2 separate regions of the Homo sapiens genome follow, and region 2 is linked to region 1. The links are chromatin loops, found by intact Hi-C in ENCODE. Cell type or tissue: CD4-positive, alpha-beta T cell. All regions are shown on one strand. Links, peaks and the distances in the headings refer to the core of each region. The heading gives the core; the rest is flanking DNA.

Evidence for each region. Peaks named below come from ENCODE experiments on the same cell type or tissue, not always from the same donor. Only the 100,000 strongest peaks of a DNase experiment are listed, where the experiment ranks them.
Region 2: a loop joins it to region 1, with 9 times the contacts of the local background. A loop is called at or near these places in 5 of 110 quality-filtered maps.

The regions. Positions count from the first base shown.
Region 1 is chr15:33,693,897-33,710,688 of GRCh38, forward strand. RYR3 (ryanodine receptor 3) reads left to right here. Exons shown (of 104, transcript NM_001036.6): 39 at 2,322-2,595; 40 at 3,986-4,100; 41 at 5,808-5,937; 42 at 7,081-7,184; 43 at 13,023-13,158. It also overlaps the pseudogene C1QBPP3. Among named protein-coding and RNA genes, the nearest start is that of CHRM5, 270 kb to the right of the region's middle. In CD4-positive, alpha-beta T cell, for the core only: CTCF peaks have their summits at 6,993 (motif pointing left) and 7,219; a DNase peak (open chromatin) is centred at 6,995.
Region 2 is chr15:33,206,555-33,222,958 of GRCh38, forward strand. No RefSeq gene overlaps it. Among named protein-coding and RNA genes, the nearest start is that of FMN1, 20 kb to the left of the region's middle. In CD4-positive, alpha-beta T cell, for the core only: a CTCF peak has its summit at 9,917 (motif pointing right); a DNase peak (open chromatin) is centred at 9,917.

The DNA.
Region 1 (16,792 bases), core at 3,518-11,517:
TACACACTCAACACAGAGTGCCCGGACTAGGCCCTGTATTATTTCTTTGAGGACAAAGGGGTGGAAACGCTTTTGTGGATGGGTTGGTGGAGCTCAGCACAGTTCCGGAGCACCAGGAGGACGTTACTTTTCTTGAAAATCTCAAAAGTTTTGTCAAGGACCAGCAGAGTAGACAGACACTGAAAGCCCTAGTTTTCTGGCAGGCTTTGGCCAGCGAACAAATCCTACCATGAAGCCAGGCACTATCATCCTAATATCATGGAAAAAAAATAGCAAATTTAAATTATTTCTTTTGTGCTCTCATTTACTATTCATTTGCTTTTTTCTGTACAAATCTATTATTACTAGTTTTTGTTTTTTTTTTTTCAAGACGGAGTCTTGGTCTGTCGCCCAGCTGGAGTGCAGTGGTGCAATCTCAGCTCACTGCAAGCTCCGCCTCCCGGGTTCACGCCATTCTCCTGCCTCAGCCTCCCGAGTAGCTGGGACTACAGGCGCCCTCCATCACGCCCGGTTAATTTTTTGTATTTTTAGTAGAGACGGGGTTTCACCGTGTTAGCCAGGATAGTCTCCTTCTCCTGACCTCGTGATCCACCCACCTCGGCCTCCCAAAGTGCTGGGATTACAGGCGTGAGCCACTGCGCCTGGCCTAGATTTTTTTGAATAATATGACAGACAATAAAATTAGGGTTTCTCCTCCAAAATATATACATGTGAATTAACCAGGAGATGCAGGAACTTTTATATTTGGACTCTGAGGAAACAGGTTTCTGACAAGGAGCCCAGCATAGCCCTTAAATGACTTTGCCCCTAGAGGATACAGATATTATCTAACCTAACAGGTATTAGTCTGCAGTCCCTGCCTAGTGAGGTCTCTTGAGAACATCCTTTAACTGTGCTTCTCTCTGACTTGGGTGTCCTTTTTTAAGGTTCTCAGTTTATGTGTCCCATCTGAATCTAACACACCGACAGGGTTGATAGACACAGCAGTAAGTTAAATTAATCCATTACATCTAGGTCTCTTTTAAAGCTTGGTAACTGAGTTCTATTTTTATATCCTTACGATGAGCCAAGACTGTATATAGAGCAGACATCTGCCATCTATAGTGATGTGGAGTAGAAACCTCAACTATTAGAGATGCCACGGGCTACCAGAAGCACTGATCTGTTTACTCCCCTTTCTTTCACTGATTGACTGAGTGACCTTCATTGTCCCCTTGGCACTGCCTGGCCTGAATTAAGGATCTTCCTGCCATCCATACCTTGTAGGACTGTGATATGCAGTGCCAGGGTAGGATGCATTTGTGATTTAAGAGCAGCATGTCTCACCTCTGTCATCTTCTGGAAGTGTGGATGGTAAGGGAAGGGGTAAGCAGTGCCTTCCCGGCCATTCCAACAGGTCCCCTTCCTCCTTTACCTCCTATGCCAATGCCAATCAGCAATTTTCAGGGGCTTTTTAGTATAACCTCTGAAGGTTCCACAGCTGTTTTGAGTCCCAGTTCAGTGATCTTTCCTTTACTTGTATAGACAGTAAAATTTCCGTAAAACCAGTATGAGCCCCAATAAATTCTGAATTCAAAGTCACTGTGGTTTTTTTCTCTTGATGCTTATGAGAGGAGTCCAAGATGCAGTGTCAGCTGACTCTTGCCAAAGATCCAGTGCAAAAAAAGGCTGTTCAGACTTTAGGATGATGCTCAGATGTCCCGTTGTAAAGCCTTTAGATCTGTTCTCTCAGCCCAGTGTGGATGCAAGTATTGTTTAATCAAAATAGAATAGTTAGCACCCTCAACTCATAATTGGGATATTCTTTTATTGTTATATAGCCGGTTTATTTGTCTTTTGATGATATATTCTACTTCTGTGCATGTCATAACCCACCCTTAAAATACAAAAAAAAAATTTTTTTTTTTGAGACAGAGTCTCACTCTGTTGCCCAGGCTGCAGTGCAGTGATGCAGTGGTGGCTTACCGCACCCTCAACCTCCAAGGCTCAAGCAGTCCTCCCACCTCAGCCTCCCAAGCAGCTGACTACAGGCGTGTGCAACCACACCCAGCTTTTTTTTTTTTTTTTTTTTTTTTTTTGGTAGCAACAGGGTCTCGCTTTGTGGCCCAGGCTGGTCTCAAACTGCTAGGCTCAAGAAATCCTTCAGCCTCAGCCTCCCAAATTGCTAGGATTATAGGCATGAGCCACTGCACATTGCCTATAATAAGAATTTTGTAACCTCAACCAATGATGTGTCTTCTATTTGCATGAAGTGGCTGAAACACCCAGCTCTCCCTGAGCCATGACAGCCACAGTCCTGCTCCCTCCTGTTGTCCTTCCAGCAACATTGAAGGAACTCATCTCACAGACGATGATCTGCTGGGCCCAGGAGGACCAGATCCAGGATTCAGAGCTGGTCCGAATGATGTTCAACCTCCTCCGGAGGCAGTATGACAGCATTGGGGAGCTGCTGCAGGCGCTGCGGAAGACCTACACCATCAGCCACACCTCTGTAAGCGACACCATCAACCTGCTGGCTGCCCTGGGCCAAATCCGCTCCCTCCTCAGTGTCAGGATGGGCAAGGAAGAGGAGTTGCTCATGATCAATGGGCTGGGGTAGGTGATTCACGGTTACGTGCTGTTCTCTCTAGGAGCTTTAAGTGGGAAAACTGACTTACCTTGATATAGAGATATAGTGGAATCAAATCATATTAAATCTTTGTGTGAACTGATTCCAATTTCACTCCTCATGGAGTCATATCCTTTGCAACCTGAGAGACCCAACTACTCACAGTGAAAGGCATTGCTAAAAGTATGGAGGAGTCTTGGGGAAAAGCAGTTACTTGATTTTAATCTTTTGAAAATAGCCCCAGGGAGCCCATGAAAACATCTGGAGGAAGGGACGGTGTGTTCAACCCAAGACAGAAATGATCTGAGCACCTGAGCTTTTGACTCGAAATCTTCCGAAACTTCCCTCTGAAAAATTGCCACCTGATCTCTCCCTTTTCTCAGGACTAACCTAGAGTCGTTTTTGTTAGTTCATTGAGATAACTTTCCCCTTAACAGTAGCTCATGGCTCTCCCTTAGAAGCCATGTAGTCAAAAAAAATTCATAGCATTTTAGACATCAAAAGGGTTTCCTATAATCACGTAGGGTAGCACTTCTGTTTTGCAGATGAGAACACCAAGGCCCAAAAAGATTCACTAACCAGCCTACAGTTTTACTTTATTAGAATCAAGAACTAGACCTACAGACAACCTCCTACCTAACTTTTCATCCTACCACCCTTGAGCCAGCATACCAAAGGAGCATCACCAAGGTGCAGGAAAGGGACCTTCAGGATCCTTGGAGGGAAATGCACTCATTCGTCAAACTCATTTCCAAAGAGAAATCTTACATAAATGAAGCGACTTTTATGGGAAGACAATACAGTTAGATAATTATTCTCTCCCCAGCCTTCGTAGTAGACATAGCAGAAGTAAAAACTGGCAATTGGAGGTGGTGTTTCCTGCAACCCTCAAGAGAAGGGGAATGGGCAGCCAGAAAGTAACCACCCAGCAAGGGAGTACACAGCAAATTACCAGGCTGTTTCTGTATTTTGATTTGCATGCAGCTTTACTCTGTGAATTTATATTGGATGACTTAAAGATGTAATTGTTCTTACATCTTAATGTCGTGAGTTTTTAAAGACTATTGTCCAAAAGCTTCATTGATATCTAAAATTATTACAAGAAAAAATAAAACAAGGGATGTTTAATAGGTCATCAGAAAGAAATGTTTCAAAGAGAAAAAGCAAGTACTTAGAAATAGAGGAGCACAGAATATTTCAGTCAGCTAAAATGGCCCTCCACATATATTCCAGCTGAACTAGTGCTTTCTTATTATCTTTTCAGCCTGTTACTTTCATATTATTTTGCCCTCTCGTGTGTTTGTGTGTTCTCATCCCTGAATTTTCATAGCATATAAATAAGCAGGTGCTGAAGACTCTCTCTGATCCTTATCCTAGAGACATAATGAACAACAAGGTGTTTTACCAGCATCCCAACCTCATGAGAGTCCTGGGCATGCACGAGACGGTGATGGAGGTGATGGTGAACGTGTTGGGTACAGAGAAATCTCAGGTAATGCTAAAAGGAGAACCTAGCCAGAACTTGTCCCTTGAGGCAGGAGCACGAGGTGACTTGTTCAGAGCCACGTGGCTGGTGTCCCTTGCCTCAGTTTCTCTTCCAGGGAGAGGAAGGGATAGGCACAGTGCCAAGAAGGAGCCAAGCGATGGGATAATGCTGCTGGACGGAATCCCATTGTGTAAGAGCTCTTGAAGCTTGGAGACTTTCTTCATTAATCCCACTGGGCTATTCAGTTGCTAAGTTTACTTCCCGTATTCGGCAGCCCTGCTCTTTCCAAGATGGAATCACTCACTTCCACTTAGGAGCCTGGTGTGTTTTGTGCTGAGTCAGGAGAAGGCTGTTCTAAAGGAGAACAAGATCTCAATAGTGATCCTGGCAGTGTTTCCCCAGAAGTGTTGATGTTTCCTCTGTCAACCGAACTCCTGAAGAAGCCAGGTTTCCTTGCCAGCTCCCTCATAAGGAGCCCGCATCAGGGGGAGCTCCTGTTGCTAAGGGGAGAGTTGTGGGGATAGGACACAACTGGACATTTATCCCAGCTGGGCTGGGGACCTCCTCACGGTTAAACTGCTTCCACAGGCAGTAGATCGGGTATGGCTTCAAATGTTGGAAATTCCAGAGTGCCAGGGTCCTAGGAAGGGATGATTTCTGGTGCAGTTTCATCAGTGCTACTGGGGAGGGGGTGGGTGTGTAGAAGGAACAGAAGCCAGGGTCACGTTCCTCATGGGCTTCCTTCTGATCTCTTGGGAAAGTGAAATCTCTCCAGAAGATCCCTGAGCACATGTCTGGATGCCTCAGCGAGCAGATAGACTACAAGTTTCTGAACCTTATTGCTTAGAGCATCCTCTGTGATATTAAAGGAGGAAATCAAGGTTGTCTTAGGATCCCGAGCAAGGTTAACACTGGCACCATTTATTGAGCACTGTAGGATCAAAACTAAGATTTGGCCCAACCTAGAGATGCTGGTTACTTTGTTAAGTAGAAAAGCCAAGTACAATCAACAGTAATGTAAGATGGCATCTTCATGCTAGACTGCATGAATCAAATTACAAGTGCTATGGAATCCCATAGAAGAGCAATTATCAATGACAAAAGTAGTCAGGGAAGACTCAGAGAGCGATGCCTTTCAGACTTGCGTAACTGTAGAGGCCAGCCTTGACCCAGGGCACTTGGGCTTTGATATACTGGTGGGCCTTATGTGTCTACGATCACCTGTGTCTGTCTGTCTGTCTGTCTGTCTCTCTCTCTCTCTCTCCCCCCCTTTCTCTCTCTCCCCCCTCCTCACTCTCTCCTCTTTCTCTCCTCACTCTTTCCTCACTTTCTCTCCTCACTTTCTCTCCTCTCTGTCTCTCCTCTCTCTCTCATCTCACTCACTCTCTCTCCTCTCTCTCTCTCTCATCTCTCTCTGTCTCTGAATTCTGTCCACTCCCTTCCTACTTGGAAACAATAGCCTGGTAGAAGGTCATGCAATTTCACATGACTTCCGAGGATGATTGGGATTCTTGTTTGACATCTATTTCTCTTGGAGGAAAGATATTTCAGGAACTATAACTCCTATGAATAAGTCTTGAGAAAAAAAATGGAAGGAGAAAGTTCATTTTTCCAAGTGTTCACACTTTACCCACTTAAGACTCTGAGGTCAGAGTTTTCAGAAAGGCCTCATGATAGATTCTTTTGTCTGACACTTTCTACTTCTCCCTACAGATTGCATTTCCAAAGATGGTTGCTAGCTGCTGCCGTTTCCTTTGCTATTTCTGTCGAATTAGCCGGCAAAATCAGAAGGCCATGTTTGAGCATCTGAGTTATCTTCTGGAGAATAGCAGTGTTGGCCTAGGTGCGTAAGTCTTCTTGTAACTTCCACATCCAAACTCGAAGGTTACACTCCCCCTTTTGACCACTTAGGAAAATACAGGGAAAGGAGCCACATGCACGCTGTGATATTTGTAAATACTAGAAGAGACTCTGCCTGATTTAAAACAATTGAAGTAACGATGCCACAAGAACGTTCTCCAACAGAAGTAGAGATGTTGCTACCAGCCAAGATTGGTGACAGTTTAGTGTTGGCATAGTCGTACAGTTTTACCTCATCTCTCTTGGGACCAGTGGCCCATGGTTTACAAAATGCCCCTGGGATTGCAGGTATAGTCTGGGGGCACAGCTCTTCCCAGCCCACTCAACTGACCAGGGAGCAGTGCTGATGAGACCAAGGTCATGGATCGGATCTCGTCTTGGCAGGCTGGCTGCAGGCTGCATACCTGTCCATCAACCTCCCAGCAAGTGCTTTCCTTAGCGGGGAGGCAGACTGGCCAAGAGCAATCGTGGATAAACAGTGTAAATCCACCACTACCACTAGAAAAGCAAGTCACTGCATATGCCTTACTCACTGTTCTGGGTATAAACGAAATGAATGTGTGTAATACACAAATACTTGCACTTGAAAACTGAAGTTTCACGGGTTTTTATTTCTCAAATGCAACCTCAGGCTACTAACCTTTTTGTAAAATGCCACCTGAAGTTTTTCTTAATTCTAGCCTGAGAACCAAACAAACAAGTCAAAAACAACATTGGTGACCTGGTGAAACTATATGAGCTAATGCTGTTTGATGCTATTTTTAAACTCTAGGTGGTAGCCCCAGAAATATACAGGTTCCACTGGGCTTAGTTGGTCGAGTGGCATCTGATATGGGGGCCTCAAGAAGTTTTGTGTTAGAAAAGCACTTGGAAATACATGGTCCCGGTTGGTAGTGTGAACCGATTTTGTATTAATTCGTATTCACGGCAATGAATGTGGGGAGGAAGGATAGCTAATAGAGCTGTTCTTAATGCAAGCGGACTGTCCCATTGGAGAACGGTCATGTAAGCCAGGTTTCAGTGTGTTTGCTGCCCTCTCCTGTCCGCTTACGTGCACTGCAGTCTCAGCTCAGCACTGAGTGTCTTCCTCTGTCCTTTTCTTGCTAATTCTCCCCTCCTCCCTCAGCCTCCCCGTCGATGAGGGGATCCACCCCGCTGGATGTGGCAGCTTCCTCTGTGATGGACAACAATGAGTTAGCGCTGAGCTTAGAGGAACCAGACCTCGAGAAGGTAACCGGCCCTTGGGGTGGCAGTGTGGTGTTCTCTTCGGCCTGTAGTGCAGCTAAGCTAAGGATAAGCAGACCACGGATGGAGTCTCTGTCACTGTATCGTCATCTTGGTGGGCTTGTAGGGAAAGTGTGAAAGAATGTGAGTAACCGGTAGCAGCACAACGATTATGACCAAGGGATCTCCTGTGAACACAGGTAGCCAACTTCAGAGACATGTGGACATTTGTGTTCTTCGTGTGTGGAAGCCCAGCCTCGTTGGTCTACATGGAACATTACCAGATGCCGGTGGTTCCTAATAAAGTTCTGCGTAATTTACAGATTTATAAATCTACCTATGGAAGGAAGAGACATGGCAGAATACTGTATAATCAGTGTCCTTTCCATGTGTAACTGAGACAAACTGAGCTGCCCTCTGCTGGGAGTGTGGATGAAGCTCCTGGTGGTGGAGCTGGTTGAGGCGGCCTCACTACGTCTTTTCCCCATCCCTTTCTTTAAATGATGTCCTTGACCGGAGGGCTGACAGGATTCACAGTGTGACCTTCTGAGTGGAGCAGAGCAACCTGGAGGGGGAGGGGGGTGGAGAGGAGGGACGTGGGCAAGTCAAAGACAAATCAAAGGTCATCATTATGTAGGGGGTTTGGGAGCACACGGAAAAGGGCACCTGAGCCTGACTAGGGGATTGGGAAGGTCACTCAGAAACAGTCATGACTTGAGGGATGAGTAGAAGCTGATCAGCCGCATTGTTGGGGAAGCATGCCAGGGATGTTTGCATGTCCGAGAGGAGAGTATGGCGTGCTGGGGAATAGGAGACTGGGTATGACTGAAGCACAGAGTACCTGGGGGATGTGGTGAGAATGCAGCAGAAGCAGTGAGGAATTGAACTTATGCTACCATTTCTATTACTAAAAGAAATTCATGCTCATACACTGTGCCAGGCTTTATTCTGAATGCTTCCCACAAATGAACTCACGTGACCCTCAGACCAAGCCCTTTCATTGTTGCCTGCCAGTTACGGGCAAGGAAGTGGAGGCATAAAGAGATTGGGTGGCATCCTCAGTGTCATGCGGTTAGTCAGTGGCACAGCCAGGCATCGAGAGCGCTGGGCTGTGGAGGCAGTGCTCCTACCCATTTTATTACAGGAGGTCACCGTAGAGCCAAGAGTGGTGGAAACCACTGGAGAGTATTAGGCAAAGGGGCAACACGATACAATTCATATTTTAGAAAACACCCCAGTTTCAGTAAGAAGAACTGAACAGAAACAAGTCTTGAGGCAAGGAGGAGAGTTTTGGTAGTAATCAAAGCCCAAGACTGTGCTGGCTTCAATTAATATTGATGCAGTGGGTGTGAGAAGCGTTTGAAGCCAGGGGACCGATCTATCACAGGACAAGTTGCAGCCATTAATTAGATATCAGTTCAGCCCATGTTTTCCTCCAAGGAGTGCAGGAGGTAGAGCAGATCTGAGGAGGCCGGCGATGAGTTTGGGGTCTGTCAAGTTTAAGGGGCCCCAGGGCTCCCAAATGGCATTGTCAAGTAGGGAATTGACGACCTGGCAGTATATCTCAGGAGAGCTCTCTGAGCTGCAGATAGAGCACACAGAGGGTGGTTGAAGCGCTGGGGGTACATGAGGTGACTCCAAGGGCTGGTCTGGAGCAAGAAAAGAAGCATAGCCAGGCCAGAGCCCTGAGGACCACCAGCATATTTAAGGGAGTCGCTGAGGAAAAGGCACCAACAAAAAACAGGAAGAGGAGCAGCCAAAAGGATGAGAAAACCCAGCAAATCTAGTATCTGAGAAGCTGAGAGGGAAAATTGAGAAATAAATACACATTTTTTTCTTCGTGTCGCATAGTGAACGTGGGGTGGCTCAAAGAAGACAGGGTGAGGAAAGAGAGAGAGGGGTTGTCTTGATTAAACGATTGTGGCAGCAGATGGCCTTCCTCTAGCTGAGGCAGCCACACAGAACACAGATTTACCACTCACGAAGATTCTGCTGTTTCAGGCCTTGGCAGAGAATCATTGGCCAAGCTGCAAAACCATGTCTGATCTATTAAGATGAGATGATAATTACCCACCAATAATTCGTTGACATTTTTCAGTTAGTAAATTCTATTTCAAATGCATTCAACTGATAATTACTGAGGGCCTATCATGAACCAGACAGACAAAACGCCCGTGTTTGTGCAGCATATTTCTAATGGGAGGAACTTTCCTTGTAGTCAGAGAGGATATTACTTTGCTGGGGCTGCCATAACAAAGTACCACAGGTTGGGTGACATAAACATCGGAAATTTATTTTCTCACAGTTCTGGAAGCTGGAAGTCCAAGATCGAGGTGTGCGCAGGTTTGGTTTCTTCTGAGGCTTCACCTCCTGGCTTGCAGATGGCCACTGTTTTGCTGTGTCCTCACGTAGTCTTTTCTTTGTGTGCACGTATCCTTGCTATCTCTCTGTGTGTCCAGATTTCCTCCTCTTGAAGGACATGACCCCAACAACTCAGTTTAACTTAATCACCTCTTTACAGCCCCTATATCCAAATACAGAAACATTCTGGGATATTGAGGGTTAGGGCTTCCACATGAAATTTGCGGGAGACAATTTAGCCCATGACAGAGGGGTTTGTCTTTGAGTTGGTCATTTTATTTTGTTCTTTAAAGTATTTTGAAATATCAGACATTTTTACAATAATATTTTGAGGCGACAAATTTAAGTGAAAGCATTTTTTTTTATTTTGTCAGATTCAATCAGTATTTCCAATGGACTTCATTGGGTCCCTTATAAATCATTAAGTTAAAAGCAGGAATCAAGGAAAGAATCTATTTACTGGCCTTATCAAATATGATGTTTATCAAACAACCCAATACCATAATAATACCATAATAGAAGAACCTTGCTTTTTAACATTCTGTTAAAAGAGGGCAGTCATGGTGGCTCACGCCTGTAATCCCAGCACTTCAGGAGGCCGAGGCAGGTGAATCATTTGAGGTCAGGAGTTCAAGACCAGTCTGGCCAACATAGCAAAACCCCATCTCTACTAAAAAGAAATACAAAAGTTAGCCAGGCATGGTGGTTGGTGCCTATAGTCCCAGCTACTCAGGAGGCTGAGGCAGGAGAATTGTTTGATCCCGGGAGGCAGAGGTTGCAGTGAGCCGAGATCATGCCACTGCACTCCAGCCTGGGAGCCTGGGTGACAGAGCGAGACTCCGTCTCAAAAAAAAAAAAAAAGAAAGAAAAAAATCTGCTGAAAGAAGTCCCAGTCAATATAACTTACGGTTAACTTTAATAAGCAATCCCAGCTGCAAACGGAGTAAGTGAAAATGACCAGACCAGAGGGAAATGTTAGAAGTTGCTCCTCCAGGCTCTGTAGGCCTGTGTTGTGAAGGGTACCAGCCACCTCCTGCATACACACAAGACTCAAGCACCATGCCACCTGTCGTGAGAGCTTCCATAAATGCTGTGTCTATTCATGGTCTCTGCATCTAGAGGGAGAGACCTCAGCCAAACTCTGTTATTCGTACATTTAGATGACAATAAATAGCTCAGTGTTTTAGGTGGTATGACGATAACCGATGCTTGTGTGAAAAGCAGCTGAATGGGTCTTTTTGGACAAGGCAATGCCACAAGGTTTTGAACTCCATATCCTATTCTCAGCCTCAGTTCATCTTTTGAAACAGTGTTGCTCAGCAAAGACATGGAGCCTCCATTGGAAGAAGTCAGATGTGATTAACGCAGGCCAGCAAGCTGGAGAGGGAAGAAATGGGCGCTTTGGGAAATCTGTAAAGGGGATGAGGTTTGCCACACCGTTTTCAAGTAGTTGGGGTGGCTTAGCACACTGCTATAGACTTTATTCAGCCCAATGTCAGGAAATTACCCAAGTTTGGTTCACAGGAAAGAACAGCAAAGGACTGGTATGCTGGAGTTTCTTCCTTCTATTGATCACGCCAGAAATTAGATCATTTAGGATTGAACAGTAGCCCTACCCCAACACATACACACACGCATATGCACACACACATGCACACACACTCTTTCTCTCTCTCTCTCTCTCTCTCTCTCTCTCTCTCATATGGGCAATTATAGCAGCCTGTGAAATGTCTGCACCTGCAATCTTGAAAACTCTGCCCAATTCTGGCCCTTATTGATGCTTCCCTGACATTTTAAAGACAAAATCAAATCTGAACTCTAAGCAGAATATTATCTTTACTGGTTTAAGAAGGAAAAAGTGTGGTGATAGATTCTTGCTGAGTTTGGCCTTATTTTTATTATACTTGCAAAATAGAATATTTGACATCAGCAAGTAAGTGATTCATTGAACAAACATTTATTGAACAGCTACTATGTGCTAGGCCCTGGAGGTTAAAAAAAATCTTAAAAAACACCATCTCTGACTTTGAGGATTTTGGAGCACTGTGGATTCTCCTCTTCTCTGTGTATACATAAGATATCAAAGGTGAAATTAGAATAGCAACTGCGTTTTAATCAAAGGTATATTTGCCAGGCTTTTTGCCTGAAAGCTGCTGAAAAGTAGAACAGAATCTAAAATCTTCTGTAAGATCCTAGCACAGAGATCTCGTGATAAGTGTCTGGTAACCTGGAAGCAAAGAGACCACCACCAGTCCCAGTCCTTAATGGATGGGGATCTCTTTTTCTGGCCATCCCAACCTCAACATCTTGGCTTTTGACTTTGGACAGCTGTTGTGGATGCAGAACGAGAGTAGACACCCCTGATTACTCAAGGGCCCACTCTGGGTCAGTCAGTGACTGAATATTGTAGCCTTGCAATACCATGGCCAAGTGAACATGGCCCGCCCCCAGTGGGCCCTTCTTTTCCTGCACTGTTGTCTCCCCAGATGTACGCTAGCTAGGCTTATTTTTAAATGACAGCTCCCTCTTGCCAGAACTGGAAAAACCAGGAACTGACAGTACATGGTGTGTTCCTACATAACAATGATAATCAATCTTGTTAATCACTTGGAAACAAAAAATGAATTGGAGGCTCTTTCTAGCCTCCAGGGAAATGGAAGCCTTTCAGTTCTTAGAATTTCACAGGCCTCACAGCTATCTTATAAAAAAAAAAATAAAAACTTGAGCAGTTCTTTCTTTGTTTGTTTCTTACATACGTGTAAGATTTATTTTTAAATTTTATTGTGTTAAAATACACAAAATATATAATTTACTATCTTGATCATTTTTAACTGTATGTGTAGTATTCAATACTTTTGTAATGTTGTTGAACTGTCACCACCATCTATCTCCATAACTCTTTTCATCTTGTAAAACTGAAATTCTAGACCCACTTAACAATAACTTTCCATTCTTCCCTCCCCTCCCCCAAGTCCCTGGCAACCACCATTCTACTTTCTGTCTTTATGGGTTTTACTACTCAAATTACCTCCTATGAATGGAACGATACGGTATTTGTCTTTTTGTGACTGGCTTATTTCACTTAGCGAATGTCCTCAATGTTCTTCACGTTGTAGCATGTATCAAGATTCTGTTCCTGTTTAAGGCTGAATATCCCATTGTACGTATATATCACGTTTTGCTTATTCATTCATTCATCCATCAGTGGCCACGTGGGTTGCTTCCACATTTTAGCTTTCAATTATTTGGGGGTATATACCCAGAAGTGAAATTGCTGGATCATATAGCAATTCTGTTTTTAATTTTCTGAGGATCTGTAGTACTGTTTTCCACAGTGGCTGTACCATTTTACATTCTCACCAGCAATGCACAAGAGTTCCAACTTCTCTACATCCTCAACCAACACTTGTTATTTTTTGAGGTGTGTTTTTTAATAGCCATCCTAATGCGTGCGAAAGAACACTTTTGTACTGTTTCTGGCAGGTGGTGACCTACTTGGCAGGCTGTGGCCTACAGAGCTGCCCCATGCTTCTGGCCAAAGGATACCCTGATGTCGGCTGGAACCCCATTGAAGGGGAACGCTACCTGTCCTTCCTGAGGTTTGCTGTCTTCGTGAACAGTGAGTCCCACATTTTTCCATACCTCTTATACCCAGAATAGCATGATCGTGGATACCTACAAGGAAAAGGATATCCTTTCCATTGCTTCTTATCTGAAAATAGGGGGTTGGTGGCTGGCAAGAGAAATCTTAGGGAGAATCACAGGTGTTTGGTGGCTGGCAAGAGAAATCTCAGAATCAGGCCAGACAAGGATAAAGAGTAGAGTCCAGTGAACAGAGCACTGAGCATTAGTCCCAGGTCCAGCAAGAAACTCACCGCAGAGAGGTCATCTCTCTGCACTGTAAAAGGGGGCCTTATGAATATCATCATTAATACCTCACCTGTTTCACAGAGCTAAATGCACATGTACATCTAGATCCCTGGACTGTTGGATGGATGGATGGATGAATGAATAAAATCAAGTATAACTGAGTAGCTGTAAAAGATAAGTAAACTCCCAGGAGAAAAAAATTGCTATAACAACCCTAAATATTATTTGTCATAATACAATCTACCTCCCATTTATAGTGAATTCCAACACAACCAGAATTCTTTAGTTGCTCTGGAATAATATGCTGAATATTATGTAAATAAGTGGGGTACTTTCTTGAAAATGAGCCTTGCCTCCTAAGAATTTTTGTTATAATACTAATTCATTTGTATTGACATTATAGTTATAGTCCCTCTCTGTTCTCTCAGTTTGGGGTTCCAGGCTAACAAATTGCACTAAGCAGGTTAGGTGATCTCAAAGAGAGATTGCAGCTAACACACAATCATGCCAGTTGTTCTAAGAATTTGTCTCAAAATATGTTGATATAATGTGATCATTATATTCCCGTGTGCTTTTCTTGTTGTCTCTCTACCCTCCCATTTCACCTGCTTACTTTTCTTCACTGTACTATACTATAGTCTTAATATTTAAATGGTTTCTTTTCTCCTTGTCCTGGTTAGATTGCAGGCCTTGAGGTGGTTGCTTGTTATCCCTGGAACCCACCCAGCCAACTTCCTAATCAACTCTCTCTGCTTCTCTCTGCGTATTCATCACTGCATCCTTCTTGTTTATCACCAGCTTTGCTAACCTCCATTTTCTTCTCTTGAGGGCAGTTTTAGAGTATCCTCTAATAGCCTGGTTCACTTTGTATCCAAATTATCACATGTCCAGAATTAACACGGAGTTACTGTAGGAGTAAAGCAAATTTGTGGGTGTATGAAATGGATATTAAGAATTTATACAGCTCGCCAAATTATGTAAATAGATTGTTTGCAGACAAATCTGATCAAGGCAGAACCAATTTATTCATCTTGGTCACCTTCACAGTCAAGATCAAGAGCTTTTTGAGTCATTTTATGAGACCATCTACCTGGATCGTGAAGGTAAAGGAATCGACTGGCTCTTCTTCTACCCGGATTGCTAAATTCTAACACTTGCTTTTGTGGGTTAGGTACAACAATATTGAACTAAACTCTAGACCAAAAGGTTTGGTCCACCCCTTTTGTTTTCAGGTTATTTTATATCTTTTCAATATATTTTCTGCACTACAATTCTATAATGCAACAAACTCTGGCAAACTGGCCCATCAATAGAAATATTTGTGGATTTCAGTTTAATGTTTGTCTCTATAATAGTGTTATATATATAAAGTTTCGGTGCCACAAAAGAAATAGCACTTGAATATAAAATTTTCTTTTTAATTCTCAGCAAGGCAAGGTACTTCTTTAGAAGGGTGTGCCCTTACAGATGGAGCAATGGTGAGCACACACTTGGACAAAGGAGGGGAGGGGGTTCTTATTCCTGATGCACGTGGCCCCTGCTGCTGTGTCGTTCCCCTATTGGCTAGGGTTAGACCGCACAGGCTAAACTAATTCCCATTGGCCGATTTAAATAGAATGACGGGGTGAGTGCTTCGGCGGGAGTCAGGACAGAGCAGGTAGCAGGTAATCAGAATAAGTCAGGGTGGAGCAGGTGATCAGAATGAGTCAGGGTGGAGCAGGTAATCGAAAAAGTTTGCTTTAGGAGGAAGTTAGGTTTGAAAGTAGAAGGCAAAGAATTGAACATAATGACATATTAATTCTTTGAAAAGAAATTTAGAGCTCATATCTAACAGTAGCCGTGTCTAGTTTTGGCAAAGGATGTCAGCTTCTCCTTTCAAAGAATTTTCAGTCTTTTAAGGGGAGCAGACATGGACAGAGATCACTACAATAAAAGTAAGTGGAGTAAGGCAGGGAGAGAGCACTGAAGGGGTTCAAGAGGGGAAACTTATATCTTATTGAGGAGATCAGAAAAGGCCTAATGGAGGAGGTGATGTTAGAGATAAGCTTTGAAAGGTCAAGTTTCCAAATACATAGATTCAGTTGAGAAGCAGCATGTACAGTAGCTGAAAGGCTAAAGCATGCTGTGCTCAGGAAACCTAGTGCTATTGTTTAAATGTGTCCCCTAAAAAGCATGTTTTAGAAACTTAATCCCGAGAGTTGGGAGATGGGGCCTAATTGGAGGTGTTAGGTCATGAGGACCCAACACCTCATGAATGGGTTAATGCCCATTATAAAATGGCTGGAGGCCACGAGTTCAACATCTTGCTTTCTTGTGCACACTCTCTTGCCATGTGATGCCTTCTGCCATGTTATGATGCAGTGAGAAGGCCCTTAACAGATGCACCTCCTTGATCTTGGACTTCTCAGCCTCCAGAATCATGAGCCAAATAAACCTCTATATTGTATAAATTACCTAGTCTTTGATATTCTGTTATAGCAGCACAAAACAGACTAAGATACCTTAGTCTGGAGGGTAGATGCATGGATGGCACTGGTAAGACATGCGGTTTAAAAGGTAGGTGGTTATAATGGGGAAAACCTAAATGCCAAGTTGAAAAGTTTAGTATTGATTCAGCGTGTAGAGAGCTGTAAAACTTTTTAACAGAAGAGAGACTGATGGGTTGATACCCACTCATGGGTTCTGTACTCAGGTTAGAATAATGAGTTTCTAAATTATTATGGTGTTGGTAAAATGGACTAGAAGAGATACATTTGAAAGAAATTACTGAGGTGGAATTCACAGGACTGTATTAGACCATTCTTGCATTGCTATAAAGAAATACCTGAGACTTGATAATTTATTAAGAAGAGAGGTTTAATTGGTTCACAGTACTGCAGGCTTTATAGGAAGCATGGTGCTGGTATCTACTAAACTTCTGGTGAAGCCTCAGGGAGCTTCCGATCATGGCAGAAGGCAAAAATGGACTAGGCATGTCACATGGCGAAAGCAGGAGGAAGAGAGAGAGAGTAGAGAGGCTGGAGGTGCCATACACTTTTTTTTTTTTTTTTTTTTTTGAGACAGGGTCTTGCTCTGTCACCCAGGCTGGAGTGCAGTGGTGCAATCTTAGCTGACTGCACCCTCGACCTCCCAGCCTCAAGCAATCCTCCCTTCTCAGCCTTCCGAGCAGCTGGGACTATAGGCATGCCAGTGGCTCTACCATCCTGGGGTCTGGAGGGTGGCTCCCCACAGCTCCACTAGGCAGTACCCCAGGAGGGACTCTGCATGGAGCCTCCAACCCCACATTTCCCGTCTGTACTGCCCTAGTAGAGGTATTCTGTGAGGCTCCACACCTGCAGCAGGATTCTGCCTGGGGACCCAGGCTTTTCCATACATCCTCTGAA
Region 2 (16,404 bases), core at 5,028-13,027, 490 kb before region 1:
TACTGAGTTCTTCCCCTTTGTGTTCCTTTCATTCAGTGTTCTGCATTGTTTTTGTGGCCATGAGAGGGCTTTTATTCTGCAACCTTAGACAGAAAGAATAACTCCCTGATTTGAATCTAGGCTAAAAATGGATTCTGAATTCTTTTTTTTTTCCAAGGTGGAGTCTCACTCTGTCACCCAGGTTGTTGTGCAGTGGCATGATCTCGGCTCACTGCAAGCTCCGCCTCCCAGGTTCAAGCGATTCTTCTGCCTCAGCCTCCTGAGTAGCTGGGACTACAGGCACGTACCACCACATCCAGCTAATATTTGTGTTTTCAGTAGAGACGGGGTTTCACCATATTGGCCAGGCTTGTCTCGAACTCCTGACCTCGTGATCCGCCCGCCTCGGCCTCCCAAAGTGCTGGGATTATAGGCGTGAGTCACCGCATCCAGCTGGATACTGAATTCTTAAGGCATTCTCACTGTTATCCACTTCACTGGCATCCCATGACAATTTTTATATAACACCATCAGGGATCAGTCCTATCCACAGCAGTGTTACTGGCTAACCAGTTCACACCCCACAATGTGTAAATCTGAACATCAGCTTCATTTAAAACATATACATGAGTGCGTGCATGCACACACAAATGCACAGATAAATGAAAATAGGTGTCAAAGGAGAACAAAAATTGACAGCCAGAACTGCTTCAGAAGTGTTCTGATGTCTACATCTCACATTGAAAAAATTAGGATGGACTGATGGATGGGCACAGGGATGGATAGATATTTGATAGAGAAAACATAGCTAAATATTTTCTACAGAAAGTAGGTAGTAAGGACACGGGTACTCATTGTATATTTTTTCTTCTTTTCTGTACATTTGAAAATTTTTATAATAAAATATTGTAGGGGGAACGGTAGCCAGTCATGTATTATTTGCTTACAGGGTCTACTAAAAATCAGGAAATGTAATAAAATCTAGATTTTTATCTCTTTTTTTTTGAGACAGAGTCTTGCTCTGTCACCCAGGCTGGAGTTCAGTAGCACGATCTTGGGTCACTGCAACTTCCACCTCCCAGGTTCAAGCGATTCTCCTGCCTCAGCCTCCCAAGTAGATAGGATCACAGGTGCCTACCACCATGCCCAGCTAATTTTTGTATTTTTTAGTACAGACAGGATTTCGCCATGTTGGCCAAGCTGGTCTTGAACTCCTGACCTCAGGTGATCCACCCACCTCAGCCTCCCCAAGTGCTGGAATTACAGACACGAGCCACTGCCTAGATTTTTATCTTTCTATAAAAAATCTAAATTCTGGCGATACTGAGTCGACATGCCAATGGATAGTTGTAGCTAAGCAGCAGCTACCTTTGCAAGCAGCATGAGCTCACCAGGTTTCCATAGTCCCTCCACTTCCTGTTATATTGCCTTATGTCCTTTCTGAGCCACTCATTTAGATTTCCCACCTGAACCCCATAGACATTTGAGTTTCAACCCCTGTAAACATACTTATGTCAGAGGATTGATTATGGGATTACTCACCTGATAAAAGTATTCACCCCACAGTACATTTTCCAGCAATTTTTGACTTGGAGCCTTTAAGGTTCTCCCTCAGCAATGTCTATAAATTTCCTGAAATTATAATGTAGAATATTATGCCTGTGTCCTTAGGCTGGAGTGCAGTGGTGCAATCATGGCTCACTGAGGCCTCAACCTCTTAAGCTCAAGCCATCCGTCCACCTCAGCCTCCCAAGTAGCTGGGAATACAGGCTCATGCCACCATGCCTGGCTAATCTTTGTATTTTCTGTAGAGATGAGGTTTTGCCATGTTGTCCAGGCTGGTCTCGAACTCCTGGGTTCAAGCAATCCACCTGCCTCAGCCTCCCAAAGTACTGGGATAACAAATGTGAGCCACCATGCCTGGCACCCATAGCTTTTTATTAGGTTCTCAAAGAATTCTATGATTCAAAAATAATTAAGAATTACCATAAATTAAGGAGCTGTAGTGGTATATTTTAAATGATTCGAATAATAATTTTAAAATGCCACTCACACATAGCCAATCAGGTACACTGTTATCCTGGATAATAAGACACCTATATATCCATTTTAAAACCAGAACTGGTTATGGTCTGTGTGTGTGAGTGTGAGTGAGTGAGTGTGTCTAGCTGGTAAAGTGAGATTTATTGAGGATGAAAGGCCAGTGCATATATAGTCCACAGACACTCTCTGTGATCCCAGCATTAGACATATAAAGATTATATGCCTACATAAAGGGCTGCTGATCTCTCCATTTCTGCTTTCTTTGCCATATTAAGCTCTTCAGTTCTGTCACTGGCAGTCTTCTGAATAATTTCGTCCCTTTGCTTCTCATTTTATTGCATCTAAGTACATGCATAAAAGTCATAATCTGGAATCATATGTAGATGATGAGTTCCCAAAAAAAGATAATTGGTTTTTTCAAAGTTCTAGTGGCAGAACCAAGACAAGAACTTGTATCTTAAATTTAAACGTAGCTTTTAAGAAGTAGCAATTCTTTACTTAAATAAGCTGAAAGGCTGGGCGCAGTGGCTCACGCCTGTAATCCCAGCACTTTGGGAGGCCGAGGCGGGCGGATCACGAGGTCAGGAGATCGAGACCATCCTGGCCAACACGGTGAAACGCTGTCTCTACTAAAAATACAAAAAAATTAGCCAGGCGTGGTGGTGGATGCCTGTAGTCCCTGCTACTCGGGAGGCTGAGGCAGGAGAATGGCATGAACCCAGGGGGTGGAGTTTGCAGTGAGCTGAGATCGCGCCACCACACTCCAGCCTGGGTGACAGAGCGAGACTCCGTCTCAAAAAAAAAAAAAGCTGAAAGAGTCTGTGTAAATCCAACAAATGGATAAGACTCCAATGTATTACACTATCTAACGCTATGGCTATAACCCAGAGATTCAGAGGGGTCTTTTGACGTAAGTACCAAGTATTTATGTAAATTTTACAACAATAACCTCTCATTCTATTCACCTACCAACTTGGTAGCTGTGGCCAGAAAAAACTGATAACCAGGCCCATATAGAACCACAAGGGACCCAGATTAAGACCTGAAGCTGCGCTCCCCAACCTTATCTACCTGTTCCTCCTCCAAACAGCTATCTACCCAGAAAGCTCACCCTTTTGGGACTTTTGGGAGGTAATTAGGATCATATAAGGTCATCAGGGTGGGGTTCTGTATAGCAGTGTAAGAACAAACTGCTATAAAGAACTACCTGAGAATGGGTTACTTATGAAGAAAAGAGGTTTAGTTGACTCACAGTTCTTCAGGCTTAACAGGAAACATGACTGGGAAGCCTCAGGAAACTTACAGTCATGGTGGAAGGTGAAGGGGAAGGAAGCACCTTCTTCTAATGGTGGCAGGAGAGACAGGAAGAGAGAAGGGGGAAGTGCTACACACTTTCAGACAACCAGATCTCGTGAGAACTCACTTACTATCACAAGAACAGCAAGGGGGAAGTCTGCCTCCATGATTCATTCACCTCCCACCAGTCCCCTCCTGACACAAGGGGATTACAATTAGAGATGATTTAGATGGGGAAACAGAGCCAGACTATATCAGGTCCCCATGATGGGACTGGGGGATTGATGAAAAGAGGAAGGGGGACATGAGCTGACATGTTGTTGCCCTCTCACCATGTGATGCACTCTGCTATACTGTGATGCAGCCAGAAGACCTCACCAGATGCCACAGCCAGCTGACCTTGGACTTTTCAGCCTCACAACTGTGAGCAATATAAACCTCTATTCTTTACAAATTACTATTCTCTGGTTTCTTAAGAACCTCAGATGTGCCTGGAGATAAACCTGCTGAAACTTTCCTCTTGGCTTTGAGGACTGGCCTGTGGTATTTAATTACAGCAACAGAAAATGGACTAAGACATTCCAATTTATCAGACTCCCTTTCATAGTCAAGCAGAAGCAAGAAGATGAAATTGGGATTTCTAAATCTCAACACTATTGACATTTGAGGCCAAATAAGTCATTGTTTTGGGTCACGGTCCTGTGCATGTAGAATGTGTAACAGCATTTCTGGCTTCTATGCACTAGATGTCAGGAGCACCTTTCATCACCCAAACTGAAGACCAAAAATGTCTCCAGACATTGTCAGATAATCCTGTGGGGTCAAAATCATGAGTGGCTTTAAATTATTGTACCATTTAATCTTACACCAACTCTTTATAAAGTTCAGAGACAAAATTCAAGATAAGGCTACAGAACCTAGACTAGAGCAAAGGTCTTTTATTTCTGAGGCCAGAGTTTTATCCACCACACCAGAGCTGCCCCCAAACAAGTGCTAAAAGGCTACTCGGCCAAAGTTCTTCTGATTTTTTTCTGCAGTGCCAATACTGCGTCTTAAAGACCAGAACACACATTAAGCCCTTCCAGGCTGCTGTCTTTTTTATTGTACTTACTGCTTTAGTAGCTCAGCCTCACCTCAGATAACTCAATTCACTCACCAGCAGATATCACTCCTACTTATTGGATTTTTGGATGGGTTTCACAATAGGTCTTCTTTAGGACAAGATGTTCAGCTTGTTTTTGTTGTTGTTGTTGTTTGTTTTTCTTCTCAGTTACACAGAAGCATCTAATGCCTGAATACTAGAGTCATGTAAGATATAAGGATGCTCCTAACCAGGAAGAAGACAATGTTAACTACTGAGCAGGGAATTATGATTCCCTGTGGATAAGGGAAAACAGGAGCAAGAACGAGACACACTTAACAGAGATCTGATCTTTCCTTCCATCCACACTTGTTACAGGGTACTGCCCCCTCCAAGCCAGCAGGTGGTTTAGTTTTCTGTTACAGTGAAAGGAGAGTGTGTTTGCTCCCACAATATTGACAGGCCAGCTGTTATTACTAGTGTTATCATTCACAAAAATACAATTCATTGTGTACCATCAGCGCTTAAATAGTATGTCTCAAAGGACTTTCTTTAAAAGGCCAGATTCACCCCTGGAGTGGAGCTGGGCCTGAGGTTACCAGATGTCTCTGCAAGTCATCTGAATTTATCATCTTCCCTAGTTCAGCCATCTGGCTCACATGCTGGGCAGAGACTCATTGGCTCCTTGCCAGAGGTCGTGTGACTTGAATACCCATATCTTAAACAAGTCTAGAATATGAAAGAGGGAGAGGAGAAGAATTGATAGAAAGTTAGTCTTCACCCTTAGAATTCTGTACTTTCAAATTTTATTTCAGAGATTTGCATATCATTGATTTAGGGCAGCATTTTACACTTAATTCATCTTGATTATTTAAACTACAAAACAAGGATAGAAACTTAAGACATTTTATCTTGACTGTATGAAATATATAGGAAAATATGAGGGATGGAGAGGAGGCGCCTTCTTTTGTTTTGTCTTTTTCGATAATTTCCCTCCATAAGCCAGTTGGCTTATCTTTGGCAAATTAAAGAGATTAAGCTAGTTAACAAAACTTCTTGCCATCTGATTGAGTTCTTAGACGAAATGGCTGGGGAGGTTTATAAATTTTCAAAAGCCATCACTTAAACAAATTTACATAAAGTAATAGTACATGGAAACTTCTTAAAAATGAATCTCTTTTATACTGTGTATGTGGAAGATTAGAAAGTCACACTATTAAATTTTTACTGCTAGGCAAATATTATATTGATACAATCTAAATCACCCCTCCTTCCTTTCCCTTCATCCTCATATTAACATATAAGGACGGCCAAGTGCGGTGGCTCACGCCTGTAGTCCCAGCACTTTGGGAAGCCAAGGCGGGCAGATCACCTGAGGTCAGGAGTTCGAGACCAGCCTCAACATGGAGAAACCCCGTCTCTACTAAAAATACAAAATTAGCAGGGCGTGGTGGTGCATGCCTGTAATCCCAGCTACTCGGGAGGCTGAGGCAGGAGAATTGCTTGAACCTGGGAGGCGGAGGTTGCAGTGAGCCGAGATCGCACCATTGCACTCTAGCTTGGGCAACAAGAGTGAAACTCCGTCTCAAAAAAAAAAAAAAAATATATATATATATATATACACACACATGGACAATTTCTGCGTCTGATCTTTGGGTTTTCAGGAACCTGGGATCTGCCTGGAAATAACCCTGGTGAAACTTTCTTCTTGGCCTTGAGGATTCAATACCACCAAGAATCAGTGGCCCAGCTGAGCTATAGCAAATCCAGTTGGAATTTAATTCAGCTGCCCCAAATCCTTCACAAACCAAATTCTGAAAATGGACCCACCTGACTAATTTGAAATAAAATCACTTGAGCAAAAACCAGCTACCCAGAATTATAAGCCTAAGAGGACAGATGTGCCACCATTCAATTCAATTGGGTAGAACTAGTCTTAATCCTTTTCTCCTTTTGTACTTAATATTTTTTTTTTATTTTTAATGATTTTTCAAATTTAGCTAGAAAGAAAAAAAGGCCAGGCATGCTGGCTCACTCACGCCTGTAATCCCAGCACTTCGGGAAGCCTAGGTGTGCAGATCACCTGAGGTCAGGAGTTCGACATCAGCCTGACCAACATGGTGAAACCGCATTTCTACTAAAAATACAAAATTAGCTGGGCGTGGTGGCACATGCCTGTAATCCCAGCTACTTGAGAGACTGAGGCAGGAGAATCGCTTGAACCCGGGAGGTGGAGGTTTCTGTGAGCCGAGATTGCGCCATTGCACTCTAGTCTGGGCAACAAGAGCGAAACTCTGTCTCAAAAAGAAAGAAAGAAAGAAAAAGAAAAACCAAAAACCCAGGAACTGTAGGTCAGTAATTACGGATTGCACTAGGGCTTAGACACTGAATATTTCTTTGGGATGGGGTGGGCAATATAGGGGGAATAATCTTATTGTGTTAAAAAAAAAAAAAAAAGCAGCCGGGTGCAGTGGCTCACACCTGTAATTCCAGCACTTTGGAAGGCAGAGGCAGGCGGATCATCTGAGGTCAGGAGTTCCAGACCAGCCTGGGCAACATAGCAAAACCCCATCTCTACTAAAAATGCAAAAATTAGCCAGGCATGGCAGCGCATGCCTGTAATCCCAGCTACTCAGGAGGCTGAGGCAGAAGAATTGCTTGAACCCCGGAGGTGGAAGTTGCAGTGAGCAGAGATTGTGCCACTGCACTCCAGCCTGGGTGACAGAGCGAGATTCTGTCTCAAAAAAAAAAAAGGGGGGGGGCATTTCCTAGGACCCTCCAGAAGCAGTGTTCTCATCCAGAGAGCCTGAGAAAATAGCCTCTCAATTAAGATTAATATCAGAGCACATAAAGAATAATGGTTTCATTAAATATTCAATTATAAGCCAAACTCCTTTTCTCTGGCTGGAAATACCTTCTCAATCTCACAAAGATTTTGACATTAGAGAGTAAAGGACAAGAAGTACAGACAAAACAAGCTTATAAGAATAGTATGTATAAGATTCCTGTCATCTTTGTGTGGGACAGAAAATCTAAGGAAAAGAGCTGGAAGTTGGGTTTTCATGTATTTTTATTTTTACCTTCAAATTAAGTCATAAAATATCTTACTTTAGTTGTCTGGGAAGATAATGTAGTTCATTCCCTTGACTTCGGACCCATTCCGGATATTTCTTCCAGTTTTCTATATCCAGTTGTCCCTGTTTCCATTTTTAGGCGAATGGTATATGATGTAAGATTAACCTTCTCAGCCACATTTATGTTTCTTTCTCTGCACCTCACATTTATCCATTATGTTTATAGAGATATGATTACACTGATTCACTTTAGACCTCTTATCCCGTGTTCTATTTTAAGGTTTCATACATACACAGTAACAACAGGAGTAAATTTCTATAACAAATTTACTCAAAGACTTCCTGTTCTTATTTTCTTTGCCTTTTATCTCCAAATAAATCAACCACTGTGTAGTTTTCATTTTGCTGGAGCTTAACATTAAACTCTGATCACTAGTAAAATATGTATACTCCTGACTGTGGATCTGTGGCTTCTTCCTATATCTCCCTTGAATTTGAACGAGGACTCAATATAATCGTGAATATCATCATGACATTAATTATGGCAAATATGTGTTAGAAACCAACTGTCTGCCAGATACTATGCTTACTGGATGCGAGAATCTGCCATGGGCCCTGAGCATCCCTGTATGTTCTTGCTATGAATGCTGAGCTCTGACCACTCTCAAGCCAGGCCTTTTCTCAAGGTTGTGTCTGTAGTAAGTAACCTTGAGGGATGAGGTAGTGGCTGCTCTTGGAGAAGAAGGAGGCTTTTGTCCTGACTACGCAGTACTTACCATAAAATAGTGACTCCTCAAGCTTAGTGTCCCTCTGCTGTAACTCAACCCACTGTGTGTGCAAGCATCTATCACAGGCCTCGTGTTGCCTCCTTAGGACTTAGCAGACAGAGAACCAGTGCAAATGAACATGAAGCCCTGGCTGCAAGTAATAAAGTCCTTTGTTTCTGCCCCAGAAGTCTCATGTCTTCTGCTGGTATCCTGTGGCAGGCTAACTTGTTAGCTTCTAAGTAGGATACAATTGCAGGAACGCCTCCACAGTTCCTGATCAAAATTTATACACTGATCATCACAACTAATTCTCACAAAGCCCTCGCGAGACCCTTATCTTCCACTTGTCCAAAGTTGTCAATACTCTACTGATGATACTTTCCTTCATTACTAAGTCTGGGTCCCATTGTCAGTTCTCTTATCAGCACCCTGAACTCCATATGCTTCCCCTGCAAACACCAGGTAAAACCCACAAAGATGATCCAATCCCAGTGAAACTTCTCCACACCTACACTGTTGAGAGTAGTCCTGTTATGTGTGGTCACTGAAATCCACAATATCCAGACTCAGCTGAGCCCTTAAACCATTTATGATTTTCTTTTGCTTGTCCTTGGGCAGTTCTTCCTCTCACTCATCTCAGATGCTTAAACTTCACTATCTTCTCTAACTCCTTGGCTCCAGTGTTGTATTTCACAGAAAGCATCGAGATTCCCAGGAAATAACTCCATCAACTCCCATTCACACAGCCCTTAAAGGTGTATCTATGTCCCCCTTCCCCACCAGGACCCCCTTCCTTAAGAACCCAAGCTGTTCAAATCAAATGTCCCCCTCAACCCCATGCTTTTGATCTACTCTCTGCCTGTTCATTTTCATTCAGCTTATGCTTGAATTCTCCTCAGCATAGAAACATTCTCAAGACTCCTAGCCTGAAAATAGAAACCTTTTCTCCAGACTACTCCCTTTGGAACTCTTTCCTCAATTCTTCCCTTTTCACAGCCAAGATTACTCCTCCCCACCTCTTCACTGTCCACTCACTGCTCTACCAGGCTTCCCACACTTTGTACCACAGAAGCACCCTGGAAAAACTCAACCAAGATCTCCTAACTACCCAGTCCAGTGGATCTCTTTCTTCTCCACACACCTAAGTCATAAGGATGAAGGGAGGGAAAGGTTAAAGGTGTAGAGGAGCAGAACTGGGTTGAGCTACCCAGGTTGAGGGACATAACCAGCTAGTGGTAACCTTGCAGGGAGCGGCCGTGAGAAGAAATGCCCTGATCTCACTCTCCTTCCTCCCTCTTACCTGGTGTTTGTGCTCCACCATGGATAAACTCAACTGACAGCAGGGGGCCCTGTTTATCCACTTCATACAAGCCAACCTCCAGGTCTGGAGAGAGCAGGGTGGAAAAGGGTGAGTGCTGGTTGGGAGAGCCAGTGTCTCCTAAATCTTATAATCCCTCGAAGCACACAGCACAGCACAGCACAGCACAGCACACTGTGTGGCACTGTGTGGGAAGATCTTAGCTATATATATCTATATCTATATCTATATCTATATCTATATATATGTATATGTATATTTTAAATCTTTAATAAACCATCTAAATTCTTGTCTTTAGAGACAAGAAGACAGCTGGTTGACTGTTAAACCTTGTCAATAGAGGGCACTAGAGAGACATTGCCTGAGGAAAGAGTTTTACTTCCCAGTTCCTAGCCTGCTACTCACAGACTCACTAAAGCCAGGTAATTACATAGCATGTCTATTTACCTCAAGACTATAGGCAGGAGGCACTAGATAAGTATTATAGCAGAATAACAATGGATTTCTAGTCTTAAATTCTATTATGAGAATTCAATATTTCAATAGGACTGTCTTGCATGCTTGACCTGGTGCCAGATCATTTGCAAACATAGTTTCTTTGACCTTGTCAAAATCAATTGACATTATGGCAGAGAATTGGTGCTCCTGGATCTTCTAAAAATGGTGCAACTTGTAAATAGCTTTGAGAATCACAACTCACTAAAAAGAATCTATTGAGAGTCCTATGCCATAAACCTTCCAATACAAACCATAAAAGAATATGAGATAGGTAAAATCTAAATCCTTTCATCAAAAATAAAACAATTACAAGCAACACAGTAAGTACAAAGTGACACATTCCATTCATTACAGATGAATGAATAAACAAAGTGTGGCAACTATACAATGAAATAGCATTTAGTCTTAAAAAAGAATAAAAGTTTGATCCATACTACAACATGAACTTTGAAAACATTACACCAAGTGAAATAAGCCAGACTCAAAAGGACACATATGGTATGAATCCACTTATGTGAGGTACCTAGAATACTCAAATTCATAGACACCGATAATAGAATAGTGGTTATCAGGGACTGGGTAGAGATGAGGTGGACAGGTGAATGAAGAATTATTGTTTAAAGGGTGCAGAGTTTCAGTTTGGAAAGATGAAAAAGTTCTGGAAATGGATAGTGGTAATTGTTGCACAACATTGTGAAAGTACTTAATGCCACTGAATTGTACACTTTCAAATGGTTAAGATGGCAAATCTTATAAGTTTGTAGATTTTTGAGTATCATCCTTTTATCTCTGGGAAGAAAGGCACAAAATAGTTCCGTAAGTCCAGAATTGTACTGTTTTACCCAATAGGTGGATTACCTACATGATTTAAGGTAGCAGTGTCCAACAGAAATATAAGCTACACGGCCAGGCACAGTGGCTCATGCCTGTAATCCCAGCACTTTGGGAGGCCGAGGTGGGCGGATCATCTGAGGTCAGGAGTTCAAGACCAGCCTGGCCAACATATAGTGAAACCTGGTCTCTACTAAAAATACAAAAATTAGCTGGGCGTAGTGGCACACACCTGTAGTCCCAGCTACTTGGGAAGCTGAGGCAGGAGAATCGCTTGAATCCGGGAGGCGGAGGTTGCAGTGAGCCAAGATCACACCACTGCATTCCAGCCTGGGCAAAAGAGCAAGACTCTGTCTCTCAAAAAAAAAAAGAAAAGAAATATAAGCTTCATATGTAGCTCTAAATTCCTTAGAAACTGCATTAAAAAGATAAACAGAAAAATAAAAACAAGTAAGGTTAATTTTGATTGTATATATTATTTAACCTAACATATCTCAAATATTAACACTTCAGCATATAGTGAATGAAAAATTATTAGTGTTTGACCCAATGGGAGAACAAAACTAAAAAGAAAATTCCTAGCGAGATATTTAACATTCTTTTATATCACAATAAGTCTTTGAAATCTGATGCTTTTATACCTACTACACTTCTCATTTTGGTCTAGCCACATGTTGTTATTGGCTACTGTACAGAACAGAACAGCCTTAAGGGCTTCAAACAAAGAGATCATGTATTAAATAGAAGTATTTTGAATAATTTGAGATTTGATCCTGCCAAACTAAACTTCATTTAATGAAGGGGATATAAAGTCTCTTAGAAAAGCAAATGCTAAGGGAATTTATCACCAGCAGACGGGACCTACAAAAAATGCTTAAAGGAGTTCCAAACACGGAAACAAAAGAATAATATTTGCTACCATAAAAGCACATGTAAATACAAAGTTAACTGATTCTATAAAGCAATTACACAATTGAGACTACAAAGCAACTAGCTAACAACACTATCACAGGAACAAAACATCACATGTCAATATTAACCTTGAATATAAATAGCCTAAATGCTCCACTTAAAAGACATAGAATGGCAAATTGGATTAAAAAAAAAATAAGACCCAAACTTCTGCTGCATTCAAGATACTTGCCTCACATGCATTGACACCCAAAGTCTAAAAGTAAAAGGATAGAAAAAAAGAATCTGTTATGCAAATGGAAAACAAAAAAGACCAGCTTTGCTATTCTTGTATCAGATAAATTAGACTTTAAACAAACAACAGTAAAAAAAGACAAAGAGGCCAGGCACGGTGGCTCACGCCTGTAATCCCAGCACTTTGGGAGGCCAAGGCGGGCGGATCACGAGGTCAGGAGATTGAGGCCATCCTGGCTAACACAGTGAAACCCCGTCTCTACTAAAAATACAAAAATATTAGCCGGCCGTGGTGGCAGGTGCCTGTAGTCCCAGCTACTCAGGAGGCTGAGGCAGGAGAATGTCATGAACCCAAGAGGCAGAGCTTGCAGTGAGCCAAGATCGTGCCACTGCACTCCAGCCTGGGTGACAGAGCAAGACTCCATCTCAAAAAAAAAAAAAAAAAAAAAAACAGACAAAGAAGGCCATCTTATAATGATAAATGGTTCAATTCAACAATAAATTTAACTATCCTAAATATGAATGCACCCGGCTGGGTGCAGTGACTCATGCCTGTAATCCCAGCACTTTTAGAGGCCAAGGCAGGTAGATCACTTGAGGTCAGGAGTTCAAGACCAGCCTGGCCAACATGGTGAAACCTCATCTCTACTAAAAATACAAAAATTAGTTGGGCGTGATTGTGTGCACCTGTAGTCCCATCTACTTGGGAGGCCTGAGGCAGGAGAATTGCTTGAACCTGGGAGGCGGAGGTTGCAGTTAGCTGAGATCACCCCACTGTACTCCAGCCTGGGCTACAGAGCGAGACTCTGTCTCAAAAAAAAAAAAAAAAAAATTGCACCCAACATCAGAGCAGTCAAATTTATAAAACAAATACTACTAGACCTAAGAAAGGGGATAGACGGTCATGCAATAGTAGTGGAGGACTGTAACACACCACTGACAGCAGTAGACAGATCATTGAGGCAAAAAACTAACAAAGAAATTCTGGACTTAAATTGGGCTCCTGACCAAATGGACTTAATAGACATCTACAGAATACTACACTCAATAACCACAGAATGCACATTTTTCTCATTTGCACGTGGAACATTCTCTAAAATTGACCACATGCTGAGTCATAAAGCAAATCTCAATAAATTAAAAACAACCAAAATCATGTCAAGCATCTTCTCAGACCACAGTGGTATAAAATTGGAAATCAATAAGAGGAACTCTCGGCTGGGTGTGGTGGCTCACACCTGTAATCCCAGCACTTTGGGAGGCCGAGGCAGGCGGATCACCTGAGGTCGGGAGTTTGAAACCAGTCTGACCAAGCTGGAGAAATCCGTCTCTATGAAAAATCCAAACATTAGCCAGGCATGGTGGTGCATGCCTGTAATCCCAGCTACCTGGAAGGCTGAGACAGGAGAATCACTGGAACCCGGGAGGCGGAGATTGTGGTGAGCTGAGATCGCGCCATTGCACTCCAGCCTGGGCAACAAGAGCGAAACTCCGTCTGAAAAACAAACAAACAAAAAAAGGAACTCTCAGACCACTCAAGTACATGGAAACTAAACAACTTGCTTCTGAATAACTTTTGGGTAAACAAAAAAATTAAGGCAGAAATTTTATACAGAAATTAATTCAAGATGGATTAAAGACTTAAATGTCAGACCTAAAACCATAAAAACCCCAGAAGAAAACCTAGGCAATACCATTCAGGACATAGGCATGGGCAAGGACTTCATGGCTAAAACACCAAAAGCAATGGCAACAAAAGCCAAAATAGACAAATGGGATCTAGTTAAGCTAAAGAGCTTCTGCACAGCAAAAGAAACTACCATCAGAGTGAACAGGCAACCTACAGAATGGGAGAAAATTTTTGCAATCTACCCATCTGACAAAGGGCTAATATCCAGAATCTACAAAGAACTTAAACAAATTTACAAGAAAAAATCAAACTACCCCATCAAAAAGTGGGCAAAGGAGATGAACAGACACTTCTCAAAAGAAGACATTTATGCAGCCAACAGACACATGAAAAAATGCTCATCATCACTGGCCATCAGAGAAATGCAAATCAAAACCACAATGAGATACCATCTCATGCCAGTTAGAATGGCGATCATTAAAAAGTCAGGAAACAACAGGTGCTGGAGAGGATGTGAAGAAATAGGAACACTTTTACACTGTTGGAGGGACCGTAAACTACTTCAACCATTGTGGAAGACAGTGTGGCGATTCCTCAAGGATCTAGAACTAGAAATACCATTTGACCCAGCCATCCCATTACTGGGTATATACCCAAAGGATTATAAATCATGCTGCTATAAAGACACATGCACATATATGTTTATTGTGGCACTATTCACGATAGCAAAGACTTGGAACCAACCCAAATGTCCATCAATGATAGACTGGATTAAGCAAATGTGGCACATACACACCATGGAATACTATGCAGCCATAAAAAAGGATGAGTTCATGTCCTTTGTAGGGACATGGATGAAGCTGGAAACCATTCTGAGCAAACTGTCACAAGGACAGAAAACCAAACACCGCATGCTCTCACTCATAGGTGGGAATTGAATAATGAGAACACGTGGACACAGGAAGGGGAACATCACACACCAGGGCCTGTTGTGGGGTGGGGGTAGGGGGTAGGGATAGCATTAGGAGATATACCTAATGTAAATGATGAGTTAATGGGTGTAGCACACCAACATAGCACATGTATACATATGTAACAAACCTACACATTGTACACATGTACCCTAGAACTTAATGTATAATAATAATTTAAAAAAAAGAAAAAAGTTTGAAGTAAGTGAAAAGAGAGACACAACATACCTCTGGGATTCTCTGGGATACAGTGAAAGCAGTGTTAAGAGGAAAGTTTATGGTGCTAAATCCCTACATCAAAAAGATATAAATGTCCAAATTAACAACCTAATGCCACACCTAAAAGAACTAGAAAAACAAGAATAAACCAAACCCAAAGGTAGCAGAAGAAATGAAAAAACAAAGATCATAACAGAACTAAATGAAAGTAAGACAAAAAAATAAAAAAGATCCTCAAAGACTACTATGAACATCTCTTTGCACACCAACTAGAAAATCTAGAGGAAATGTGTAAATTTCTGGAAACACATAACCTCACACTGAACCAGGAAGAAACTTGAAATCCTGAACAGACCAAAAACAAGGTATAAAATTGAATCAGAGTCCAGGCACAGTGGCTCACCCCTGTAATCCCAGCACTTTGGGAGTCCGAGGTAGGAGGATTACTTGAGTTCAGGAGTTTGAGACCATCCTGGGCAACATGTGAAACTCCATCTCTACAAAAAATGCAAAAATTAGCCAGGCATGGTGATGCACACCTGCGGTCCCAGCTACTTGGGAGGCTGACTGAGGTGGGAGGATTGCTTGAGCCCAGGAGGTTGAGGCTGCAGTGAGCCAAGATTGTGTCACTGCTCTCCAGCCTGGGTAACAGAGTAAGACCCTGTCTCAAAAAAAGACGAAAGAGAGAGAGAGAGAGAGAGAGAGAGAGAGAGAGAGAGAGAGAGAGAGAGAGAGAAAGGGAGGGAGATTGAATCAGTAATAAAAAAAAAATCTACTAGTCAAAAAAAAAAAAGCCCTGGACAGATGGATTCACAGCCACATTCTATCAGACACAGAAAGAAAAGCTGGTACCAATTTACTGAAATTATTCCAAAAAATCAAGGAGGAGGAATTCCTCCCTAACTCATTCTATGAAAGTAGTATCATCCTGATCCCAAAATCTAGCAAAGACACGATGTAAAATGGAACTACAGGTCAATATCCTTGATGAACATAGATGCAAAAATCCTCAAAATAATAACAGCAAACTGAATCCAGCAGCATATCAACAAGTTAATATACCATAATCACGCAGGCTTTATTGCTGGAACACAAATCTGGTTCAACATATACAAACCAGTAAATGTGATTCACCACATATACAGAGTTAAGACAAAAACCATATGATCATCTCAATAGATATAGGAAAAGCTTTTGATAAAATTCAACTTCCCTTCATGATAAAAAGCCTCAAGACACTAGGTATTGAAATAACATACCTCAAAATAATAAGAGCCATCTTTGACAAACTCACAATCAACAAAAATGAACAGTGGAGAAAGAACACTTTATTCAATAAATAGTGCTGGGAAAACTGACTAGCCATATGCAGAAGAATAAAACTGGACCCCTACCTATATGGTGAGCATATACAAAAATTAACCCAAATGGACTAAAGACTTAAATGTAAGACCTCAAACTATAAAAATCCTAGAAGAAATCTGAAAAAAACTCTTCTGGACATTGGCCTAGGCAAAGAATTTATGACTAAGACCTCAAAGGCAAATGCAA